Linked DNA regions of Homo sapiens: region 2 is linked to region 1. Evidence: chromatin loops called from intact Hi-C (ENCODE). Cell type or tissue: dorsolateral prefrontal cortex. All regions are shown on one strand. Each heading gives the region's core, and the rest is flanking DNA. Links, peaks and the distances in the headings are about the cores only. Region 1 has its middle 53 kb from the start of ARK2C. Region 2 overlaps LOXHD1 (lipoxygenase homology PLAT domains 1).

The links. Hi-C counts contacts between places; a loop is a spot of excess contacts. Peaks named below come from ENCODE experiments on the same cell type or tissue, not always from the same donor. Only the 100,000 strongest peaks of a DNase experiment are listed, where the experiment ranks them.
Region 2: a loop joins it to region 1, with 15 times the contacts of the local background. A loop is called at or near these places in 12 of 110 quality-filtered maps.

What each region holds. Positions count from the first base shown.
Region 1 is chr18:46,274,624-46,286,543 of GRCh38, reverse strand. No RefSeq gene overlaps it. Among named protein-coding and RNA genes, the nearest start is that of ARK2C, 53 kb to the left of the region's middle. In dorsolateral prefrontal cortex, for the core only: CTCF peaks have their summits at 4,986 and 5,190 (motif pointing left); DNase peaks (open chromatin) are centred at 3,072 and 5,213.
Region 2 is chr18:46,616,338-46,628,257 of GRCh38, reverse strand. LOXHD1 (lipoxygenase homology PLAT domains 1) reads left to right here. Exons shown (of 41, transcript NM_001384474.1): 5 at 9,968-10,066. Among named protein-coding and RNA genes, the nearest start is that of LOXHD1, 35 kb to the left of the region's middle. In dorsolateral prefrontal cortex, for the core only: a CTCF peak has its summit at 5,066 (motif pointing right); DNase peaks (open chromatin) are centred at 3,947 and 4,507; H3K27ac peaks cover 1,137 bases.

The sequences.
Region 1 (11,920 bases), core at 1,221-9,220:
ACCTTCAAATCTAAACAGTCCTGCCTGACTTTCAAGGCCCTCTGCAATCCATCCCACCCTATGTACATACCTACAAAAAAACTCCCTCCTGCCCCTGCCCTAATCTATTGTTTCAGTAGAGAAAGTACTTCACACATGTAGCAGATACATTACTGGGTTTTAAAATAAGTCAACTGTAGAAAAGTTGGAAAAATCAAAACAATCCAAAGGTGAAAACATCTCCCACAGTCCAAGCATTAATATTCACTTCTTTGCCATCTCTTTTCAATGAATTTAACTATATTCTTCCAACAAAATTGAGAGCACACTGTTTTGCATCATGTTTATTTCCCTTAGCGATAACTAAACACATTTATTTCTGCCTCCATGTCTTCACCTATAGATATACAATCTTAGCATTGAAAGGAGCCAGAGAAGGGCAGGGAATCTTCAGTAACATTCAGAGAAGAAAGTGACACAAGAACTAGCTTCCACTGAATACTCCCAGGAATGGGCACTCCCCTCCCTCCCAAGGCAGCCTGACCCCTGAGGGAGAATTTCTTCCTGGAACGCTCTTCCCATTGTCCATGAGCTGAAATTGGCCTCTCTGAGCCTCTGTGTTCTACTCATGCCCCCTTGAATGGTACCCGATAGACTACAGATTCTTCCTGACAGCCTGTTGACTCCTCAAAAACTGAGAGCATGACCCCTTTTCTAGGTTCAACAATTCTGAACCCCTTGCCATCTTCTATATTACCTAAATTCCACTCTGCCGGTAATTCTTGTCAGCCGTGTTATTAAATCATGCCATTCAGTTAGAATTGTAGGTGTCTTTTAGTTACTTCTTTACAATCTTCTGTATTTTCCCAATTTCTTACCATGAATGTATATTACTGCCATTATTACAAAGAATAATTTCATGTATGATGTTACTTCTCTGTTGTCCTGCTATTGCTTTTCACTCTTAAATGGCTGGCGCCTCCAGAGCCACTGACATTCTCTAATGTGCCATCCCTCCCCATCAGAGAGAGGGTCAGGGTGCTCCTCTGACCCTCCAGTGACTGGATTAGAGCCCCTTGGCTTCCACTGTCATGGACTTCGCCTAACGGGACATCCCCCTGTTCACACATCACTTTCTCATGACCACACAGAGAGCATGGGAGACTTCGTTCAGTGCCTTGTGATGATACCCTTTGCATTTCCTATGATGCTGACAATAAATATGTGACGTGAATGAAAAAAAATTATTGGCTGAGCACGGTGGCTCATGCCTGTAATCCCAACACATTGAGAGGACAAGTGGGTCACCTGAGCCCAGGAGTTTGAGACCAGCCTGGGCAACACAGCAAAACCCTGTCTCTACACAAAATACACACACACGCACACACACACACAAGAAAAAAATTAGCCGGGCATAGTGGTGTGCACCTATGGTTCCAGCTACTTGGGAGGCTGACACTGGAGGATTGCTTGAGCTCAAGAAGGCAAGGCTGCAGTGAGCCATGATTGTGCCACTGCACTCCAGCCTGTGTGACAGAGCAAGATCCTATCTCAAAAAAAGAAAAAAAAAAAAAAGGAAGAAAAGAAAGAAAAAGAAAACAAAATTATTTGATAACGCAAGTCCCTGGGAGTTTGATTTGACATGATTTTAATGAGTTAATTCCAGGATGGGCACAGTTCTTCGCAAAGTGCTCCCAAACCACCTGTTTAATAATTCTAGAATGCTACTGAGTGTCGTTAAGCTTACATCCCAGGAATCATGTTCTTCACTTTTTGGAAATCGGGACATTTTGCTCCCTCTGGCTGGTTGGTCCTTCCTCTCTTTCTGAACTCATCCTAAAAGTCCTGTCTCCTTCTCCGGCCATTCAGGACCACTCGGTGGACTCTCCCTTCCTGCAATTGTGGTAATTATTCAGAACCAGAATGAAACAACAGCAGTAGTAATAGCTGCCACATACTGGGAGCTTGCTCTATGCCAGACACCACGCTCAAGGACTTCACAATGCTTCATCACGTGTATCACTTAGCACTGTATCATACTTTTGAATATATATGTGTGTGTGTAAAGTTTTAATCACTTGAATAACAGCTGCTATTATGACCATTTAGCAGATGAAGAAACTGATTCAGAGAGGTTCAGGCTCCTGCACTGAGCCTTAGACAGTGAACAATTTCAGGGTCCAAACCTGGGTTTATCTGGGTCCAAAGTCCAAGTTCTTACTTCCTCTACCCTGGCATTGTTTCTGGGGCTTTCTATGATTTCTGAGGCTTCCATCTGAATATTTCTGGCACGTCCTGTGCAGCACCTAACATGGCCATAGGCACACAGTAAGGGAGTCCTTAGGGGCCAAGTGGTTTTTCTAGAGCACTGGCCGTGGTCCTGCCTCTTGTGGGTGCTGGTGTCATCTTTCACCTCTACCTCCAGGCACCGGGAGAAGCTGACTGGAGGGGATTTGGCAGAGGCCAAAGAGGGCTCAGCCCAGCTGTCTCCACCTCTCTTGCTGGATGGGAGAGGCACCACATTACAGAAACTGATATACCCAATGCCCTGAGACCCAGGGAGGGCAATCCTGTGAGAAGTTTCCACCCTTTGTTCTCTCCCACCGAGCCCCCAGGGGCTGATAATCTAATTCTCAACAAGTCCTTCCTGGCTGGTAATTGAATTGTGTTTTCCTCCCAGTCCAATCAGGGCCCTCATCCTACATCTGTCTGACAAAACACTAGGCCAGGCATCTTGGGAGGGGCAGAGACCTGGGAGGCACTTTTCAGCTTCCAGGAGCTTAATATTTCAGTTGCCACAGGTGCAGGGACTGACATCCTATTGACTAGCAATCCATGACTGCTGCCCACTTCCAGGACAATCGCTGAGGTCAGGAGGGCTCAAGGCGGTGAGCCTTAAAGGAGGGTTGTGTTGTGGAGGAGGGGATGATGGTCAGCTGGGTTCTGGTAGACAGGGAGGAAAGGCGGAGGTGTGGGCAAAGTCCTGGAGGTGGGAACATGCACGACACATTCAAGTAACAAGAAGTAAGTCTGCCTGGATGGGCCTTCACTGTCTTCAACCGAGGGATGACGAATGACTCCAAAACACTCAAATTGTTCCTGGGAAGTCGGGTGGGGGGAAGTGTGAGTCAGCAGGCTCCTCTCACTATGCCTATGGCCCAGCCTCGGTCTACAGAACAGAGAGAGCCTGGTGCTGGAACTGGGTGTGCAAGGGTGCCCCAAATCAGGACACAACCACCTCATTCGTCCAGCCCAGAAATAGGGACATTTCTTCATCTCCTCTCCCACTCCTACCTAATCTAATCTGTCTCCAAGTCCTGCCTATTTCACCATCTCAGCTCTTCAGTCATCTCTCTGGCAGGCAGGCACTGTCACATCTCCCCCGTCTCTTGGGGACGAGCCCCTCCCTGATTGCTCTCCTCCACCTTGTTGCTCTCTGGCACATCCACACATATCTCCATGTGGCTCCCCCATGCATGCCACTTTCCATGGCTTCCCAGTGCCTTTAGGTCCAGAGCCTTTTGTGGCTTTGTCCTCTCATCTGGCTGGTGCCATCTCTTGCGACTCTTAAGCTCCCCAAAACATTCTGGTTTAGTGCTGGGCCTTTAGCTCAATTTATGATTACAACGCCCATACCACCAGTGCCTTCTATATGTGCTTAATCCTCACGGAAACCCCGTGTGGAAGAGGAACAGAGAGGTTAAGTGACTTGTCTGTGGTCACACAGCTGGTAAGGGCGGAGCAGGATTCGCACCCAGGTGACTTATTCCCATAGCCCAGCTTCTTTATTTTTAGAGACAGCGTCTTGCTCTGTCACCCAGCCCAGAGTACAGGGACATGATCATAGCTCATTGGAACATTGAACTCTTGTAGTCCAGCTTCTTAACACTAGATTATAGTCTCTTCAGAAATGTCTATGGACACCAGTGGCCTCCTAGCCCTCCACATTCCCCTCCAACGTATGTTCACTATCAAGTCCCAACTGCATTTAAGGTTTCTGCTTATCTGACACCCCTCCACGAAGCTTTCTCTGGTGCCCCACTGTCCAGGTTTGGGTTAGGGTAGTGGTTCCCCTACTTTAATGCACACTGGAATTACCTGGGAATCTTTGTAAAAATCCTGCTGCCTGACTCCCACTCCTAGACATTGCGATTAAATCAGTACAGGGCGCACCCTAGACAAAAGCTCCGTAGATGACTGTAACTTGCAACAAATCTGGTAACAAAAGGCAGTGCAGTCATTCTGAAATTGGAGCAGGCATCAGAATTACCAGGAAGGCTGATGAAAACAGATTGCTGGGCACGGCCCCAGACTTTGATTCTATACATCTCGGTTAAGGTCCGAAAATATACATTTCTAGCAAGTTCCCAGGTGAGACTGCTACTGCTGTGGGTCCAGAGACCACATTCGGAGAGCCGCTGAGCTAAGGAGTCCTCCAGGTGCCCAAATGATCCCAGAGCACCCGGTGGTCATCGCCACCTAAGCCCTTATCACATCTATTCTAATTGTCTGTGTGCTCCTCCACTACCCCGGCCAGGCCACAGCTTTCTCTGTTATCTTTGGTAACCAGTGTCAACAGAGGTTGGGTCAATGAATCCACGAGACACCCAGGCAGGCTGCGCACTCCACAGCAATCCTTGTTTCTAACTGGAAAAAGTTAGAAACTGAACGCCTCCTGGGGGCAAGCACTGTCCTAAGCACCTCACACCAACGGCCCCTTAATCTTCACAAGCACTCTACAAGTAGGTGCTACTACCATTCCATTTCAGAGACCCTCAAGGAAACCTGAACACAGAGGGGTGGAGTAACCATTGTGCTGGGAGGCCCTTTATCAGGTGACCCCAAAGCTCTCCCCCACCACCGGACCCACATGCCCAGTCTAGACTCCCAGTGGGTTTCCGAGTACAAGTCTCCATCTATTGGTGGGTTGTGAGATCAACCAGTGGGTGTAAGCAGCATCTTTTAAATGACCCAATCTGGCAGACCTGAACAGAAATAGACAAGAATACACTCAGGTAGTGACAGTAAGTGTTGTTCAGCAAAACATCCATGTGCATAAGCCTATACTGGCTCATGATATAAAATCTATGTCTGACTGTGAATCATAGTCAACAAAGTTTTCAAAACATTAGCTTAGAGAAACAGCCTCCAAATCTCCAAGCAAGTCCTCCGTTCTCCTGCCAGAGACGGAACTAGGGAAGAGCTAGGTTGGCCTCTGCTGGGCACTGCCGGGACTGCATCATGAGCCTGGTAAAGTGCCCCTGGGCAGGAGGGCTCTGCTCTGCGTGGCTGTGGAGAGGGAGTTCCAGTTTCAAAATACAAAATAATAATAATAATAATCAAATAAATAAAATAAAATGTTAATTCATTTTTATTTCCAAAACAAATTCTTCCCTGGCCATCAGTCCCACACTGTCTCCGCTGTGGTCGATGGCTTTGTCTGTAATCATTTCATCTTCTCAGGTAGAGCAGAGGCTCCTGAGGGGCCCCAGGGATTTGTGTCTCCACCCAGACCACTGTGGCTGGCTGACTGGCCAGCATGGAAGAAGGAAGCTGTTGAATCATTTAGCTCATCATGTAGAACCATTTAGCTTATGATACTGAACATCCAAGCAAGAAATATTAAGGCCTGGGCCTTTCTCTTGTTGCAAAATCAAAGACGGGATATAGTGTGTAAAATATATTAAGTAGCTGACCGCGCACAGTGGCTCACACCTGTATTCCCGGCACTTTGGGAGGCCAAAGCAGGAGGATCACTTGTGGCCAGGAGTTTGAGACCAGCCTGTGCAATATAGTGAGATCTTATCTCCTGCCAAAAAATTGTTTTAAATAGCCGAGTGTGGTAGTTTGCACCTGTAGTCCCAGCTATTCAGGAGGCTGAGGTGGTGGGGATCACTTGAGCCCAGGAGGCAGAGGTTGCAGTGAGCCATGATGGCACCACTGCACTCCAGCCTGGGTGGCAACAATGAGACCCTATCTCAAAAACATATCAAGTAGCTACTGAGGCAGGTAAGCATATATCCTATATCACCAAATCTTTGTTCCCACCTCACTATACTCACTTTACAGATGAGAATACCAAGGCCTAAGATAATAGGCTGATAAGTAGAGTAGCAAGTTCCAGAAGCCAGGCCTCTGGACCTCTAGGCCAGTCCTCTGGAGACAAGCAGAGGGGGCAGGGTTGGCCGGGACCCTCTTCCCACCTGGGCCTTTCATTTGCCTCTACCTTTGCTGTGCCTTTCAACTCCCTACAGTGTCCCTGGCAAAGCTAATTCCTTACAGATGAGACTATGGTCTTTGAAGAGTGGGGCCTTCCCAGTTGAGACCTCTTTGAGGTTCCCAAACCCTAACTACTCAATTTGTGGCCTTACAGATAGTACATTTTCACTATTTTTCACAATAACCGCCTTCTATTGGAGCGTAAATTCGACTAAAAGGAGGCTTTCTTATCTACTGTGCACCATGATAGTTTGAGCTAAGCCTGTTTCGGGGTGGGGAGCTCAGGACAGCTGGGTAAATAGTCGAAGAGGGATTTGGAGATGGGGAAATTTGCAGGGAAACAGATGAGGAGCAGTGAAGAAACGAGGATCGCAAGGTGCTCACAAAATGGTACGAGGGTACTACAAGATCTACAGTAGACCCAGCCCACACCCAAATGCTTGGGCCCTGGCAGTTCTGTGGAGTAAGAGAAAGGTTTCATGTCCAAGTTTGAAGTCCATGGCAGAACAGAGGGAGCACATGCAGACACAGGAACCAAGAGGCAGAGGTAACCCCAAGAACCTACACCTGAAGTCCACAAACATCTTGGAGTGAACTTTGAGTTTCCACAGGGCTTTCCACAGAGAAGACGGGAGTCTCAGCTGGCATCTCAAGAGAAACCCGAGTTTCTGGGATAGCCCTGTGTTTACCTCTAAAACACACCAGGAAAGAAGGACAAACTTCCCAAGAAGACCCTCGGGAAAGCAGAGCAATGCAAACTGCAGTAAACCACCATATGTAATCAATCAACAAGGAGGTATTAATACCAGGCCTCCTACCTTATCACTTCTGCACTTATAGCCTGCAAAACAAGCAAAGAACAAAAAAGGCTCACAGGTTAACTCTCTCGACAGTCTACCCTTCCTCCCTGACAACTGTAGGTATAACTATGCCCACCCTTGCCTCCTTCCAGCTTCCAGGGAAGGTTTTCCTTACCTGATCCAAGTTAGTTCATCTGGCTTTGAGTACCACATTATGTCCCGGGGCTCTCTCTCTTCCATCAGTCATCCCTTTCTGGTGTCCCAACTGGTGCTTTGTCATCAGCATATACAGGATGTTTATCATTCCAGTATCTTTTAAAACTCTTCCTTGACTCTACAGCTCCTTCTGGCTAAGCCCAAACACTTGCTCTTTTCCTTCCCCTCAAAGCTCCTGGAAAGAGTCTGTACTCATCTTCATCGACTGCCTTCAAGGCACTGGCTTCTGCCCCATGGTGCTGAGCTCAATGGGCAATAATTGGTTCTTACTTCCCATGGCCCCTGCAGCACTGCCTGCTGGCCCCTCTGGCTATGTGAAACCAGCTTTCACAGCATCACTCTCATGGTACTTTGCAATGCCCTTAGAACAGGTTTCTCAGCCTCGGCACTAGTGATATTTTGGGCTGGATCATTCTTTGTTATGGGGTTCTGACCTGTGCACTGTAGGATGTTCAGCAGCATCCTTCACCTCTACTCATTAGATGCCAGTAGCAGGTTCCTGTTCCCGTTGTGACAACCAAAAATGTCCTCGGGCATTGCCAAATATTTACTGGGGGGTAAAATGGCTCGTGGTTGAGAACCCCTGCCTTGGAAGGATGCCTCTGCACTGGCCTCTTAGGAATGCATTTTCTCTAGCCTGTGGTTTTATCTGTCACCACATGCTGATACATAAATCAGCATCTCCAAAAGTCACGTGGCCACTGCCTGCTGCACATTTCCACGGGATGTCTCTTCAGCACGTCAAGCTCAGAGTGAACTTGACCTTTTCCTTCCTGTCTTAGTTTGAATTCTCCTAGGAGCAGAGATTGAGACAAGGATTTAGATGCAGGTGGTTTAACTGGGAGTTGATCTCAGGACATAGAAGTGAGGAATTGAGGAGAATGAAAAAGTGAGAGTGAGGAGGAAAAGCCAATATAAGGTCCATCATCAAAGTCACTGCCATGAGCAATGGGGGCTCAATTCCGCTGGGATCTCCTGAAAAACATACAGAATGCTTCCCAGAACTGTCCAACTCAAAGAGGCTGGGGCATATGTCTACCGGCTCCCATCCTCCATTGTTGAGGGTTGTCCCAGGGCCATTAACTCCCCTAATTTCTGGGCTCTGCTTGAGTCACACAAGCCAAACAGACTCCTGGGACTTCGGAGGAGGAGCTGAAATAGAAATCTGAATGATGCACTCCGTGTGATGGAAATCGGGGTGCTGTCAGCATGAGTCCAAGCTCACACAGAACTGCCTGCCACAGCTGCAGCTGGTCAGAGGCCGAGGAAGGGGATGTGACGCAGGACATGGAAAGTGGTCTACTCCCTGCTTGCACCACTCTGATCCACCCATGCCCCACATTCATTAAGTCCATTCTGTTACTGGGTCTTCAAGGTGGTAGCCAGACATCTAGCAAAAAGATTTCATACAAGAAAGTTAACAGAAGGAGCTACAACCCTGCTCCCTGCTGCTGTAAATCCAGGGGCTGACGTTGCTGTTCATTGTCTTCCTTCTCCAGCCTCTATTCAGGATTTTCCTCATTTTCAGCATTTGGGCTGTTCCAGGTTGCTTGCCTGATGGGTTGACACTTATTGATATCCCTGGGGGTCTGAGCCCTCAGGTGACTTCGCTTTTTCAGGCCATGCTTGCTACAAGGGCCCATGGCACCAAGAGACATTCTCCTGGATTTCAGACCTATTCTTGAGTGTATTTTCTGAATGTTAGACATTCTTTCACCTTGGTGCTAGTGGATCACTGAGAGTGATGGTGAGAGGGACCAATCCTGTATCTACCCTTGATTCCCGAATCTGTGTGTTCCAGCAACTGGTACCACGTATCAGCTATATCCTGAATGACAATAGCCAATCCCAGTGTATCATCCTTGAGTTGGGAACCTTAACTGAGTTTTTAAATATATATATATATATATATATATATTTTGTTGTTGTTTTTTGTTTACCTTTATGGTTTGACTCTGGGAAACTGAGTTTTTAACAAGCCATCCCATCATTCTATTAGGTCCATGGCTTCCCCTAGTTGCGGTATATAACCACATCAGTGAACCCCCGGTCATGCAACCCTTATTGCACCTAATTTGCCACAACATGGGCCTCTTAATCTACAGTGATGTGATGAGGCATCATATGTAGATAAATCAGGCACTCCAGAAACCCTCAGCTTAACACCAGAGGTAGCAACACCAGGAAAAAGGATTTGCTGCCCTTTCCAAGGTAGAAGGGCCCTGGTGTAGTCAAGATGCCTCAAGTGGCTGGCTGATCAAAGGCACAGGGCCTGTCTCTGCACTGACAGATCACCAGTCAGCAGTGGCAGTAGCTATCTCCGTGGGCCCATGCCTCACCTCCATCCTGGTCACCATGGCTACTCCATTCATAGGCTTACTGTGCAAGCCCTGGGGACAAAGCTGGCCTCTACAGGGTGAGTCACATTGTCCATCTTGCTGTTCGGCACCCTTCCCATGGTGGATGCTCTCTAGGAAGCATTTGTGCCCACTCCCATGGGATCATCCACATGCGTCTTCCCCAGACCTCCTTGTCTCCTTTCTCATCTTTTCCCTTTCAGGCCCCTTACTGACCAACCAAGCCATTTGCTGCCCAAGATTCCATATGTATTCTTATGGAACCCTAAGTCATACAGTCCAAGCAACAGAAATACATACACTCCTATGTATTGCAATAAGGACAATCTAGAATAGAGAGAAGGAAGACAATGAACAGCAATTTCAGCCTCCAGATCTGCTGCAGCAGTGAGCAAGGTTGTAGCCTGTTCTACTTTCCTGTACAAAGTATTTTTACGAGATGACTGGCTGCCACCTTGAAGACTCAGTGGCAAGACAGTCTTAATGTGGGGCATTAAGTGGCTTGGAGTGGTAGATTTATCCCATGCCAGGGAGGCTCAGAGAGTGTGCAGTGGGGAAGGTGGCACTTCCAATCCACCCTATTTTTATTTCTTCCTGCATCAATAGGTCTTTTCAAGCTGTATATTCAGCAGGCCTGACCATGGCCACACACGAACATTTACAAATCAGAAATTTCATCGCATCCCCTTCTTCAACCTCTGATTTCAGCTACAACTGTGACAGACAGTTCTGTGTGGCCTGGATACTTTTCCCCTCTTTTCTAAGTTGGTGAGCAGGCGTACATGAACAGGCTTGAAGCTCTGCCCACTGCAAGAATTTCCCCTACCCACTGTCTTTCAGAGCTACCTTAACTGGGGCTTTAAGTAGAAACAGCAGTCCATTTTGGCTAACACCAACACAATGAACTAGGCCTAGGATTATTCTAGAGTAGTCACAAGAAAATCTTTGGTGTGAAGTGAAGGAGAGTCATTAATGCCACAAGGTGCCAGCCTTGGGGGCCTGAGGAAGAGGCATGTGCAGCTTACTTTTACCCTCTGGCCCTGCTCATGCCTGATCCCTGAGCTGTACACCTTCCATCTTAGAATGAATTGCTGTTGGCCTGCTTGAATTTATGACCTGAGTGGCACAAAACCCAGCTCATGATAAACATCTCTGATGTCTTGATTAATTATATCCAATGGTCAGATGCTCTGTCTCTACCAGGACCCAAAACACATTGGGATCTGCTTTTCAAAATGTTTATAGTTCTCTGCTGCAGAAGGCATAGCCTTGCTCCAAAATCCTTAGGAAATCTATAACACACCTCTCCTATTGCAGCTTGCCAGAGACTCCACACTTCATGTCTCTCCACTGGGAATACTTCCAGCATCGTGGATTTGCTGGGTCATATGGTCCAAGTGACAGGGCAGCTAGCATCGTAGCCTGGCTTGTGCTGCAGAGCCTTTCCTTGCTCCAAGTCATGCAATAAATGGCTTGGAGCAGTATTTCTAAATATGGTATGTGTTGTGTTCCAAAGCCAAAGAGCACCATGTGTTCTTCTTAATGGCAGAGCAAGGGTCCCCAACCCCCTGGTCGCAGACCAGTAACCGTCTGTGGCCTGTTAGTAACTGGGCCACACAGCAGGAGGTGAGCAGCAGGTGAGCAAGCATTACCACCTGAGCTCCGCCTCCTGTCAGATCAGCTGTGGCATTAGATTCTCATAGGGGCACAAATGCTATTGTGAACTGCAAATGCGAGAGATCTAGTTTGCATGCTCCTTATGAGAATCTAACTAATACCTGATGATCTGAGGTGGAGCAGTTTCATCCTGAAACCATTCCCCCCATCAGCCCCCAGAAAAACTTTCTTCCACAAAATGGGTCCCTGGTGCCAAAAAGGTTGGGGACCACTGTGATGGAGGATACAAAAGGCAATTAATTTATCCTCACCTCAGAGGGCACATGTGACCCAAAAGCATCTGCTACACTCTCCAAACCTGATGCCTTTTCTGTATTTCCTACTTAGCGAATGCAACATCTGGCAGCCTTTCTTCCTTTCTTCCTCACCCATGGGCTCTGCACCTCATCCCTCACCCCTGCCAACACTGCATGAACAAGTCCTACAGATTCAAACTTTATTCATTCTGACCTCTCCTTTCCATTTCCCCTCCCACTGCCTTGATTCAGCCTTCATCATTTATCTGTTTTGATGCCTGCAGAAGCTTCCTAATAAAATTCCCTACTTCCAATATCAATTCTCCTCTAATTCACTCCACTGCCAGGGAGAGTGGCTCTTATTCCTCTCTTCTATACAATACTTACATTGTTCCCCATCATTTCAGAGGTACATCTTTGTTGCATTTATGTATCT
Region 2 (11,920 bases), core at 1,521-9,520, 340 kb before region 1:
AGAGAACCACTCTAAGTGAGGCCCTGTTGTGGCACATCAGAGAATTTAAGGACCAAAAGGGACTTTATCTACTCTTCCTCCATTTCAGAGAGGAGAAAATGGAAGCCCAGGGAAATTAAGCCCCTTGCTCTTGGTCACACAGCATAACTGTAGGGCAGAGCTGCAGTCTTGGGCTTTTGGTGCCAGCTCATGCTCCTCCATCATTCCTCCTGTTAAGCACATTCATTCAGTGATTCAATGGGCATTTTGCGGGGAGCCTTCTATGCACCAGAGCCTGCGCTCAGGGTGATTACATACAGGCCCTTCTCTCTAGGAGCTTAGAGTCTAGACGGGAGAGAGTCAAGCCAGTAGATAATCACAGTGCAAAGGGATAGAATATTCTAAGTGGGGTATGGCGCCCAGGCCAATGGGAGCATAGAGGAAGAAGGAATCAGGAGGCCTTTATAGAGGAGGTGATGCTCAAACTGAGTCTTCATGGGTGAGGAGTTTTCTAGGATTTGAAATGAAATGAGGGCACTTGGGGAAATGAGCTCTGATGGCTCAGTGTCACTCACACACCTGGGAATGGATCCTCCACCTCATATTTTCACTGTGGCCTCCACCCTCCCAGAACCACCACCAGCCACATTCTCTTTCAACCCAGCAGCCAGAATGTTTGGAGAATGCATGGAATTGTGTATTTGCTTCAAACTTGGTTATTTTTATCTTTAAATAGGTGTTTAAAATAGCCTTTTTTTTTCTGTTTGTGGAAATAGCACTTTCTCCATGTTGCATTTTGTACACACGAAAATCTGAACTGATGACACAGACACTGTCTTGGCCCTGATCCAGCTGTCAGTGTCCATTCCATTGCAGCACCAATGGCTTCCTGCTGGAACCCTCCCTTTAGCCACAGGTGTTGGCCAGTGTGAGCCCAGTGAGAGTCAGAGAAAGTGTTCCCACCTGCCTGGGGCTGGGTCTCTGCTGGTGGCCCTTGTGTCTATTCTCTCTCACTGGCCATCTGGTTCTCAATCTTCCCTCCAGCCTCACAGCCACTCAGACTGGCTCAAGGCATTTGTGTGACAAAGCCAGCTTGAGGTTATAATAAATTGGCAGGAACTTTCGACTGTTTCTTCTGAAATACAGAAGACATGACCTACTCAAGTATTGACATTAGGTGACTTCAGTTTTCAATCACAGAAAAAATATGGCCATTGTAAAAATTCAAAAGTACAAATAAGCAACAGAAGAATAAGAAAATCTTCCATAATCCAATCACTCAAAGATGACAATAGCTGATTTTTATGCAGCACTTACTCAATGGCTGTCATCATTCTCAACAAACTATTAATCTTAATCTAATCTATCCATCCACCTATCTATCTAAACATCCATTTAATTTTCACAACGCTGCAAGGGAGGTTTATTGTTACCCCCATCTAATAGATGAAGGAGACTGAGGAAGGGGGAGGTGAAATCATTTGTCTATAAGGATGAAGCTAGGAGCAAACACAGAGGCTTGAACTTAAGTACTGAGTACAATTGTGTTGGAGACACCCCTGTTAACATTTTGGTGAATTTCCTTCCCATTCTTTAAATTTTTGTTTATGAACATATTAAACCCTACATATTAAAATGGTATTGCATTAAACTCAATTTTATAACCATGTTGTTTCACTTAATACTACATTATAGCCTCAAATCATCTTCTGTTATTTTATTTTATATTTATTTATTTTTTGAGATGGCATCTCACTCTGTTGCCCAGGCTGGAGTGCAGTAGCATGATGTTGGCTCACTGCAACCTCTGCCTCCCAGGTTCAGGTGATTCTCCTGCCTCAGCCTCCCAAGTAGCTGGGATTACAGGCATGTGCCACCACACCTGGCAAATTTTGTGTTTTTTATTAGAGACAGGGTTTTACCACGTTGGCTGGGCTGATTTCAAACTCCTGACTTCAAGTATAATCCCAAAGTGTTGGGATTACAGGCATGAGTCACTGTGCCTGGCCCATCTTCTGTTATTTTAAGTGGCTGCATTGTAGTCCATGAATGGGAGAATATATGTCACCCCCCAAATCTCCTATTTTGGATATCTTTAGGTTGTTCCCTATTTTTTGTCAGTATTAACAATGCTGTGATAGACATCCTTATAGGTGATCAATTAATATAACTACTCCCTTAGTATAAACTAATGCATAGGGCTTGAATAGTTGGTTCAAGGGATTTGCACAATGTTAAGGCTTTTAACATATATCACTCACCTGCCCTCCAGGAAGGCTGGGTGACATTCCAGTAGTATACAAGAAGTGCTGGTGTTCTGGCCCTCTGGGAAGATAAATACTAGCAGTCTACTAGAGTCTGGGTTGGAAAGGGAAGTAATGGAGCCAAGGTTATCGAAATGTGCAGGTGGATGGGAGGGGTCTTCCGTAGAGAGGCAGGAAAGGAAGCAAAGGAGGACGAGTGACTGCAGGGTAGGTAGAAATAGCTCTTCAGGGCTGGGCAGTGGCTGGAAAAGGAACCAGCAGGATAAGCTGAAGGAGTGGAAGCTGATCTACTCCCTCCTATGTTTCAACACCTGATAGTATCAGACTTACATTGGACAGTTCCCTAGAAAAACGTACCAGCTGTATATTTACTTGAGGGTGATGAATGGTATAGGGCAAGCTTGTTCAACCCACCACCCACAGGCTGCATGTGGCCCAGGACAGCTTTGAATGTAGCCCAACAAAAATTCATAAACTTTCTTAAAGCATAAGATTTTTTTGCAATTTTTTTTTTTTTTTAGCTCATCAGCTATCGCTAGTGTTAATGTATTTTATGTGTGGCCCAAGGGAATTCTTCTCCTTCCAGTGTGGCCCAGGGAAGCCAAAAGACTGGATGCCACTGCTGTAGAATGTTATTTCTTGATTTCTGCCCATGAGCAACTTTTAAGGACCAAGTGATGTTTTCATGTTGGTGCATAACAAGGCTTGGCTGAGGTCAAATGCACGGACTGTGTTTGAGCACGTTAGTTGCTAAAGGAACAACGCACACACCGGGAGCTGTGGAATGGGGCCGTGTGGGTTTGGCAGGTGGGAACTTTTGAGAGAACCTGAGGTTTGAACTAAAGCTGGCAGGGTGGGGGCAATGACAGCCAAGAGAGAACCTTCTTGTTCAGATGCCCTGAGTCCAAATCTAGGCTGCACCCTTTCTAATTGTGTGAACACCATCAAGCTTCTTAAGCTCCTGCTTCCATTGCCTCATTACTAAAAATGGTGACACTAGTAGCCATAGGGTCCATCATTGTGAGGATTAAACGATGTGATAGAAGTGAATGGCCCATTGCAATTTCTCGGAGGATCAGAGGCACTTATGATTTTAATAAGAAGTGTGTCTGCAAGGAGAGCAAGGTGGAGGGTATTCTAGGGAGAAAAGTTCCAGTTCTATTTGTAAGACAGTGAGAGGGAGAAAAGACAGAAGAAGAAAGGGAGAAGGGAGAAAAGAAGGAAGTTACAGGAGGAAAGCAAAGGAAGAAAGCCTGTCATCCATCGTCCCAGTGCCTTGTGTGTGGTCCCAGGAGCAGAGAGCATCTCGCAGAGGCCATGGAAGAGCTGGTACAAAGTGATGATGGGAGGGTGGGTTGGATGTACTGGAGGTGGAAGAGTCTGGAGAATGAGGAAGAGACAGTAGACGAGAGCCTGGCTGAGAGGCAATGGGTGTCCAGGCCTGACGAAGGAAGAGGAAACCTTTTGGGGGTAGCATGGGGGAAAGAACTGGAGTCTACATGACTGGGAGGGAATCCATTGGTCGGTGGCCATGAGCCAGCTTCCGGCACCGGCACATGGCATTGTCCCCCCTGCCCATCCTTGGGTTCTGCGGACCAACCCCTCCCCACATCTGTGTGGGCTTGAGTAGTGAGGGGGCCTTCCCTGGCTGGGAGAGAACATTCCCCCTCATCTCCCACCCCCAGGGCAGCCCCCGCTGAATCTCTCTCCCTTGCCGTTTTCATCTCCTCCTACGCAGCGCCTGTGATATCTCACTTCTAGCGTCTTGGCTCTCAGTGAGCGGAAGTGAGGGGTGTCAGGGTGTGAGCCATTGCAGATTCACTTGCGGGTGGGGTAAAATCAGGCCCAATCATTCTCCTTCCAACCCCCTCCTCACCCTCACCTGCTAAAATAGCTAAAGCCACATTCTATTTAAACAGGATCTGGGGATGGGCGAAAGGCAAGGAAAAGAAACTCCACCAGTTCATTCATGATTCTCTGCTTCCTAAGAAAGCCTGGACCACGTGAGCTTCCCTGAGGTTCAGATCGCACTGGGTCTTGATGAGATGGGGGCTTAGTTACGGGGCATATGCTTGACTTCTGTAGTCGGGAATGTGGCAAGCAGCCTCACCAGCTCCGCTGTGCATGCAGCACCGAATTAGGGGGCCCGGCCCCCTCATGGCTCTGCCTCTCTGCATGGCCTGGGGTGGCTCTCTGGAGATGTGTTCTGTCACTGCTGTGTGCTGACTGTTCCAGACAGAGCGCAGGGGAGGCTGTGGGGGTGGCTGGTGCACCAGGCGCAGGCAGGCAGTTCGGGCCTGCCAGTGTCTGCCTTTTCTGGAAGCCCACACAGGCAGCTTCCGGCCAGCCGGCAAGGGACGGATTTCCTGTTTAGAGGGAGCAGCCTTGTGCCCCTGCCACAGGGCCTGCAGAGGAAAAACAGGGCATGTCAGGGCATGTGCATCCACTGAGCAGGGCAAGGGGGGCACAGACAACCCTCTGTTGTGGCCTTGAGTGGGCACTCTATCTTTAGGCTGCAGCTAAGCCCACCTGCACAGGATCCCAGCTCAATTCTGGTTGGCTTTGAAAGGTACCATGTGTTTAGCTTAATCCCTGGTCTACAACCCTCATTGTATATTCTTCAGATCAATGCTTAAATTAATTTGACCTCCCTGAGCACATGCTGACCTTTAGTGGAAGGAGGTGACTATGTGAAAGGTAGGGTTGCTGGTCTCAGATGTGCAGGTCACACACTGCACAAATGCGACTATGTAAGGAGACACAATTCACATCAGAGAGCTTGTAGATTTGTGTGTTTATTATGACAGTTATCCAACAGATGGCAGTAAAATGTCTTGAGAAAGGGATTCTTTTTGCCTAATTTGCACAAAGGTTCCATATAGGCTAATGGTAGCCCTGCTAAAAGGCCAGAGAGAAATCAACTCTAGGGACAACTGAACAACAGATAATACACTAAATGGGTAAATCACAGGCCAGCTCTAGAGCTGGCTTGGGTGACGATTTCCACAATCCATCGCTAAGCCCTGTTTCTCCCAAGCTTGATCAGGAACAGGGGTGCACTCAGTGCTAGCCTCTCTTCCAACTTGACTTTCACCTGTTTCCATTTCTGCTCCTTACTCTCAATCAGGCTATGAACAAAAAGCTTAAGACTAAGATTGCAGAAGCGGTGCTGCCCTCTGTCCCTGCCTTTAGGAAACCCCAGACCACGCCGCCTCTTCTATCAGTGGACTGCCAGGCTCAGCCCAGCCACATGGCATTGTAGGGGCAGGGAAAGTTGGCCCTGCTCATTCACAATGGGCATAGGACATGCTCTACTGCAACAGAGAAAGGGGACTCCTTCCCCAATCTTCAGAGCCTTGAGATGCTTAGCTAATGGTCCAGATATGCTGCCATTATCCTGCAGCCAGCAGCTGACCACCCTGGTCCAGGCAGCTTTGCTCCCATTCCAGGCCACAGAGAGCAGATCTACCCACCACCCCCTGCCTAGAGACAGGCAGAACAGTGCCTGAGAGTTCAAGACATATCCTAACTCTCACCGGTGGCCCAATCCCAGCCTGTCACCTGTTTTTGTGTGGACCCCGAGCTAAGAATGGTTTCTATGTTTTTTAAACAGTTGAAAAGAATTTTTTTAAAAAGTAATATTTTGGGACACATAAAAATTATATGAAATTCACATGGCAATGTCCATAAATAAAGTCTTACTGTAGCATAGCCACATACCCATTTGTTTATGTAATATTGTCTATTGTTGCTTTCATGCCACAACAGCAGAGCTGAACAGTTGATGTGACAGAGACCAAATGGCCTGCAAATCCTAAAATATTTCCTATCTGGTGCTTTACAGAAAAAGTTTGCCCACCCTGGCATAGGGTCTGGGAGGCCTGGGGTATCCTGGGAAAAGCCCTGGATTCAAAGACCAGAGACCTTGCTTTGAGCCCTTCTTGCATCATTTAGCAACTACCTGTCCTGGGGCGAGCCACCTTGCCCTCTGAGCTTCAGTTTTCTTATCTGTAAATGAGAACGTCAACAGCACCTGCCCTGCCTATCACATGTGGCCATTGTGTGGATCAAATGACATCTAGAATATGCAAGTGGCTTGTTAGCTGCAAATGCCTTTGTGAATATTTAGTATTATTTGCCCTGGAAGGTGAATCCACCATGTCATTTTCAGAGATGAAAGGTGACCTTTTGGCTCACATGGGAATTATTTCTTATCATCATCTTTCTCCCTATTTCCCTGCTTCCTGCTGGCCTTTGGGCAGGGATTTTTTTTTTTAATTGGTCTTTCACCTTTCTCTCTGGTCAGTGCCCAGTTGCCAGGGCAGCAGCCCTATCTCATATGTGGGCGTTTTGTTCTCACAGATTACGAGATCCAAGTGATGAGTTCAACAAGCAAAAACCTGCTTGAGACCAGAACAGCAAGTCTGTGCTCACTGAAACTCTAGTCACAGGAAATTGGGGGGCACTTGTGTGACAGGAAGGCTTGATGCCCTGAGCTGACGTTTGCCAACAGTGACAGAATGGAGCCCTGCTTTTCCTCAGCCTTGTTCTCTCATCGGCAGATGCACCTAAGCACAGATCAGGGCCGGCATTGGGCCATGGGCCTTGTTTTGGAAAATGGCAAAGTAGATAGTCTGGGGTTCTGCTTGAAGAGGGAATATGAAATAAAGGAGGTAAAAGAGTAATGTAATAAATGTCAGCATCCATGTATGGGGACTTCTAAAAAATGGTTTCGTGAGGTGTATCTGTCCATCCCTGCTGCAGCTCTTGTCTCCTTCTCAATGTGATTGGCAGTCACCTGTCACACAGGGATCCTATTCTCCACCCAGCCAACTGCATAGGGACTCAGGGCCCCATCTGCCATAGAAAGTTCTGCAGAGGCTAGAAGACAGTCTGCTTGTTCTAGAATCAGCTTCCTCCTGACCTCTGTCCACCTGACTTCCTGATCTCTTGGCTTGGGTCCCTTGTCCACCTCAGCTGGAAAGGCCTAGAAGCTCCTTTCCACCAGCCCTGGTCTCCTGATCTCTGACAGTTGGCCTGTCTCCCCAAATTGCCTCACTTTGGGCTCGTGGTCTGCTTCTCCAGACTTTGCCAGAGCATGGATGCTGTGTGTTCCCAAAGTCCCGTGTGCGTTCGTGCTGCCCAGGCCTCACTTTTCCTCATTCAGGGTGCTTCCCCTTCCTTCTGAGATGTCTCCTTGATCTCCTGGCTTCCCTCCAGAGTCTGTCCTTCTTGGTCAAGTGTCAAGGAATTGCAGATTAAAAAGGACCTTTAGCGTTTCCACATCCTCTCACCTATGGCACTTTCTGTGCAGCATCCCTGGCAGGTGGCTCTCCACCAATGTGCTTGGCACATGCTAACTGTCAGGTGTCTCTAGGGATGGGAAACTCCCTCCCCAACCCAAGGGCATCCATTCCTTTGTTGAATAGCCTTAGATACTACAAAATCTTTCCTTTGGTGAGTGAAAATCTGCTTTATAACTCAACTCGCTAATTAGAATTCTGCCTTCTGGAATGATTCAGAATATTGGCGACTCCTTCAACAAATGCTTCCCAGCCCCTCTCATCCTTTCTCCTGCTTCACTGTGTGCAGTTTCCCCTGGAGCCCTGCTGCCCCTTCCAATGGACTGATGCAACCTTCAGAACATTCCCCGGCCACCACCCTCCCTGGCTTCACCAGACAAGGGGCCCTAGGCATCTTGCCACCCTGAAGAGGGGTCTTGCCTCTGTGAAGTGAGCCCTGGACTGGAGTTGGGAAGGGTTGTGAGCCAAAATGAATGTTCTCAGAGGCACTGCCAGCCAGGGAGGAGAGAATCAAGGCTGGGGGGCGGCCTCTGGAATATGGAAGATGGTAAAAGCAGAATTAGCTAGCCACGGCTGAGGCCTCCCTGGTCCTTACAAACAACATGGCTCAGAAGCTCTGGGAGGGAAACCTGGAATCTGCCCGTTTAACACCTGCCAGGTGTTACTGCCAGGTAACCTGAGTGTGGCTCCAGTTTCAAGCTGCTCACCTCAGAGTTCCCTGACCTGGCCTCTTCCAAAACCTCCGGTTCTGGCTGCAGTCTCAGAGGATCTTCACTGTAAAGCAAGAGGTGTGGGAGTCTGACAGTGGCTGCTCCTCCTGGAGCTCTCAGTTAGGGACAAGAATTGCAGGATTCTTCCCTACCCCATTGATGGGTTTCCTCAAGTGAGGATTGAGGAGAGAAAGGGAAGGCACTGACCGCTGCTGCCTCAGTGTTCTCACCAGTTCAAGGCCAACTTTCAGGGGCTGTGTGTGGGCTGTCCTCTGTGGGGCTCCTGCAGGATCCTGCACCGTGTCACCTCTAGAAGGGATGAAATTAAGTTTTCTCCTCATCTCTCCAACCTCAGTCCTTTGCCCTGAGCAACTTCCTGGAGACTTTGAATTTTAGGAAATTTGATTCCATTTATTTTCCAGCGTACTTAATGAGACTGTAATGTACATGCCCAGCACTGTGCTAGGGTATGTGGGAGAGATTATCTAGGAGAAGGAAGTCCTGCTCCCAGCCCTCCTATAAATACTTGAAATTAGAAGCCTTACTTGCAGGAAATGGCAAACAACACAAGACAGTAAATGACAAAACTCAAAAATCATTGTCACAGGCAACATAGCGGAGCTGAGGAATACAGAAGAGAAAAACCTCTAAGGGCCAGGGACAGGGCTCAGAGAAGGCACTAGGGAACAGGTGGGCAGAGGGGCTGGGACTCTGAACCTTGATTAGAACAGCTCTAGTTTTTACCAGTTTCACATATTGGGCAAAAGACACCTATAAAAAAGGATTCTGCTACATAAAAAATATGAAGCCACTGTAAGAAGGGAAAAGGGGAGGGAGAGTGGTCTCAGCCCTTGGAATTGTTGGCACCCAGTGAAAAGCTGGAGGATTCCCCTTCCCTTGACCACAAATACCAACCCCTGACCTTTGCTCCTCACTCTAAGGCAGGCTCCAGCTGGGGAGACCTGGGCAGGTCTCATCATGTCAAGTTTACCAAGCTTCGTCTCCCATCAAGGCCATGGCTGAGGCTGAAGCTAAGGCATTTGGAGGTTACAGGGGATTAAGTTTTGTTCAATGAATGGAGCAAAGATACAGGAAGCAGATACAGGTCTTTGAAAGAGCCCTAAGCATGCCAGCCACTATTGGTGCCTCTTGTCTTTGCATTGGTTATGGCTTTGACAATTTACAGATAAATTTGATTTTCATCTGCAGAATCCAGTTTTCCCAGTGAATTTTTATGCTATGGTGCAATGTGGAAAACAGACTGGGAAAGGCAGAGGAGATACAGAGGGCCTAGTTAGAGACATTTCAATAGTTCAGGGGAGATATGGTGGAGGTTGGTTCAGGGTGGCACCTTGGGTCTGGGCTGATCCCTGTGTTTCAAGGCAACATGTTAGCAGATAAAAACAGAAGGTCTTCTCTACCTCTGATTTATTCATCACATACAGTGATGGTCATACATCCAATGGCCATTTGGAACTAATGTTGAGTGAGTTGTTTTTTGCTCTGTTGTTGACAGTAATGATGACAATTCATGCAATGACCATTTGGAACCAATGTGGACTGACTTGTTTTTTGCTCTGTTATTGACAGTAATGGTGACAATTTATGCATTGCTGGGGGTAAGTGTAGATGGTGTGGTAGCTACTTTGGGGCCTCTATTCTCTTTTCAGGATCCTGATGAGCTAAGGTTTTTCTCTCTCCTTGTTCCTAGGTAATAAGTATGAAGTCAAGGTATACACTGGTGATGTAATTGGTGCAGGGACAGATGCTGATGTCTTCATCAATATTTTTGGAGAGTATGGAGACACAGGTAATGGGTTTGAATTATTTTTTTCATAAGCCAAGCCCAGGACTATTTTGTAGATGGGGTTCCCACAATCCTGGCAGAGGAAGGCAGCTTGAGCCCCACTTTGGGCTCCTCTATTGAGCATCTCACTTCTTGTGATGTGGTTTGGAGTGACCTGTCCTGGGCAGCAGGTGTTCATTTTGTGTTGTAAAGTTTATGTGTGTGATGTGTTTTCCGATTATAGTATGGCTGGTGTGTGGGTTGATTGCAATTGTCCTGCATCTCAGACCATGGACACTCCCAAGCTTCACATCTCTAGGAAACTCATTCTCACTTACTCTATCTTCCTAAGCTTCATGCCCATCTTGAATTATACTTTGGGATGTTGCTGGGTGTGGCCTGATTCAATGCAGTAGTTTGGGGCAGAACAGAATGAGGCTGGGAATACAATTTGACTTGGCCTCACAGGGAAAGCAAGAACTGAGAGCTCAGACACAGCTGTAGGTGTTGAGAGGAAGTTCAGGTCAGAAGAATGAGACAGGTGGTTCTCTTCTGCTTCTGCCAATTTAGCAGAATTACATAGGAGTTGGAAAAGCTACAAAGACATGTGAATTTTGTAACAATATACTAAAGAATTCAAAATGCATTGCTAAGCTTATAAGGAAAAAAAAAAAAAGAGAAATCTCCAGGTGCCAGTGCTAGAAATGAAGAGGGAATTCAAAACCAAAGTGTTAACTATGAATAGATGTGGTGGCTCCTGGAAGGAGAGAGCTTTCATGCTCAACAATCTAGGGGATGAGCTTTCATACCCATGTGGGGTCAGGAAATGAGACCTTGGCCCTGTATGAGTCAAGAGATTTGAAATTAAAACTGAATATAAAGCCAGAAGCCCTGATGGTTCAGAGGAGCATCTTCAGTGAAAAAATAGACCAGGAAAAAATTTGCTCATCAGTACAGTAAATGTTTCTTGGCAAGAGCTCTAAATTTTAAAAAAAATACTGAGAAATTGATACCTTAGGCCTGCACTGCATGTGGGCTTGAGGTTTGATTTAACACTACAAGTGTGATTTGGGACCCCCTCTCCCTCAAGTACAGAAAATTGGTTTCATGCCAGTAATACCTTTAGATATTTGGCAAAAGCATTTGCAAGACTGCCTGAAATTTCCACAGATAAAATACTGAAGATGTGTTCACTTTCCAAAACTACAAAACACTCAAATATATAATTCATCATAACTAAGCATTAATCAACACAACACACAATAAGATTAAATCCTCAAGAATTTCAGATAATTAGATACATTGTGGTGAAACTAAAGGCAAAGGGAAATATTTTAAAAGGAAACAGATTTGGCAGATTACTTTCTATAAAAACAATAGTTAGATTGATAGCAAATTCCTATCAGCAACCTATGTAGGTTATAAGCACGTGGAATAGTGTCTTCACTATTCTAAGCAAGGATATATATCACCCCATAATTCTATACCAGCTAGGTTATCATTCCAGAGTGACGGCTAAATTAGCAAATTTCTATGCAAACAAAGATAAATAGAGTTTACCATTCATATGCTTAAACAACCACTAAAGGATATACTTCAAGAAAAAGGAAATTGTACACAGAAGAAAGGAATGAGATACAAGAAACAAAGGTGAGCAAAAATGGATAACTATGTAATGAATCTAAGCAAGCATTGACTATACAAAACAACAAAAATGATGACTAACATCAGCGCATGAAGAAATGTGGACCTCAACAATTAAAATCAATAATATTTGAGAAGGAAAGTGGATGATGAGAGTTAAGACATAGTAAGGGTCTTGGCCCCTGCTGATCTCCCCATTCCCAGGAGAGTAGGGATAATGATTAACTGTAGATT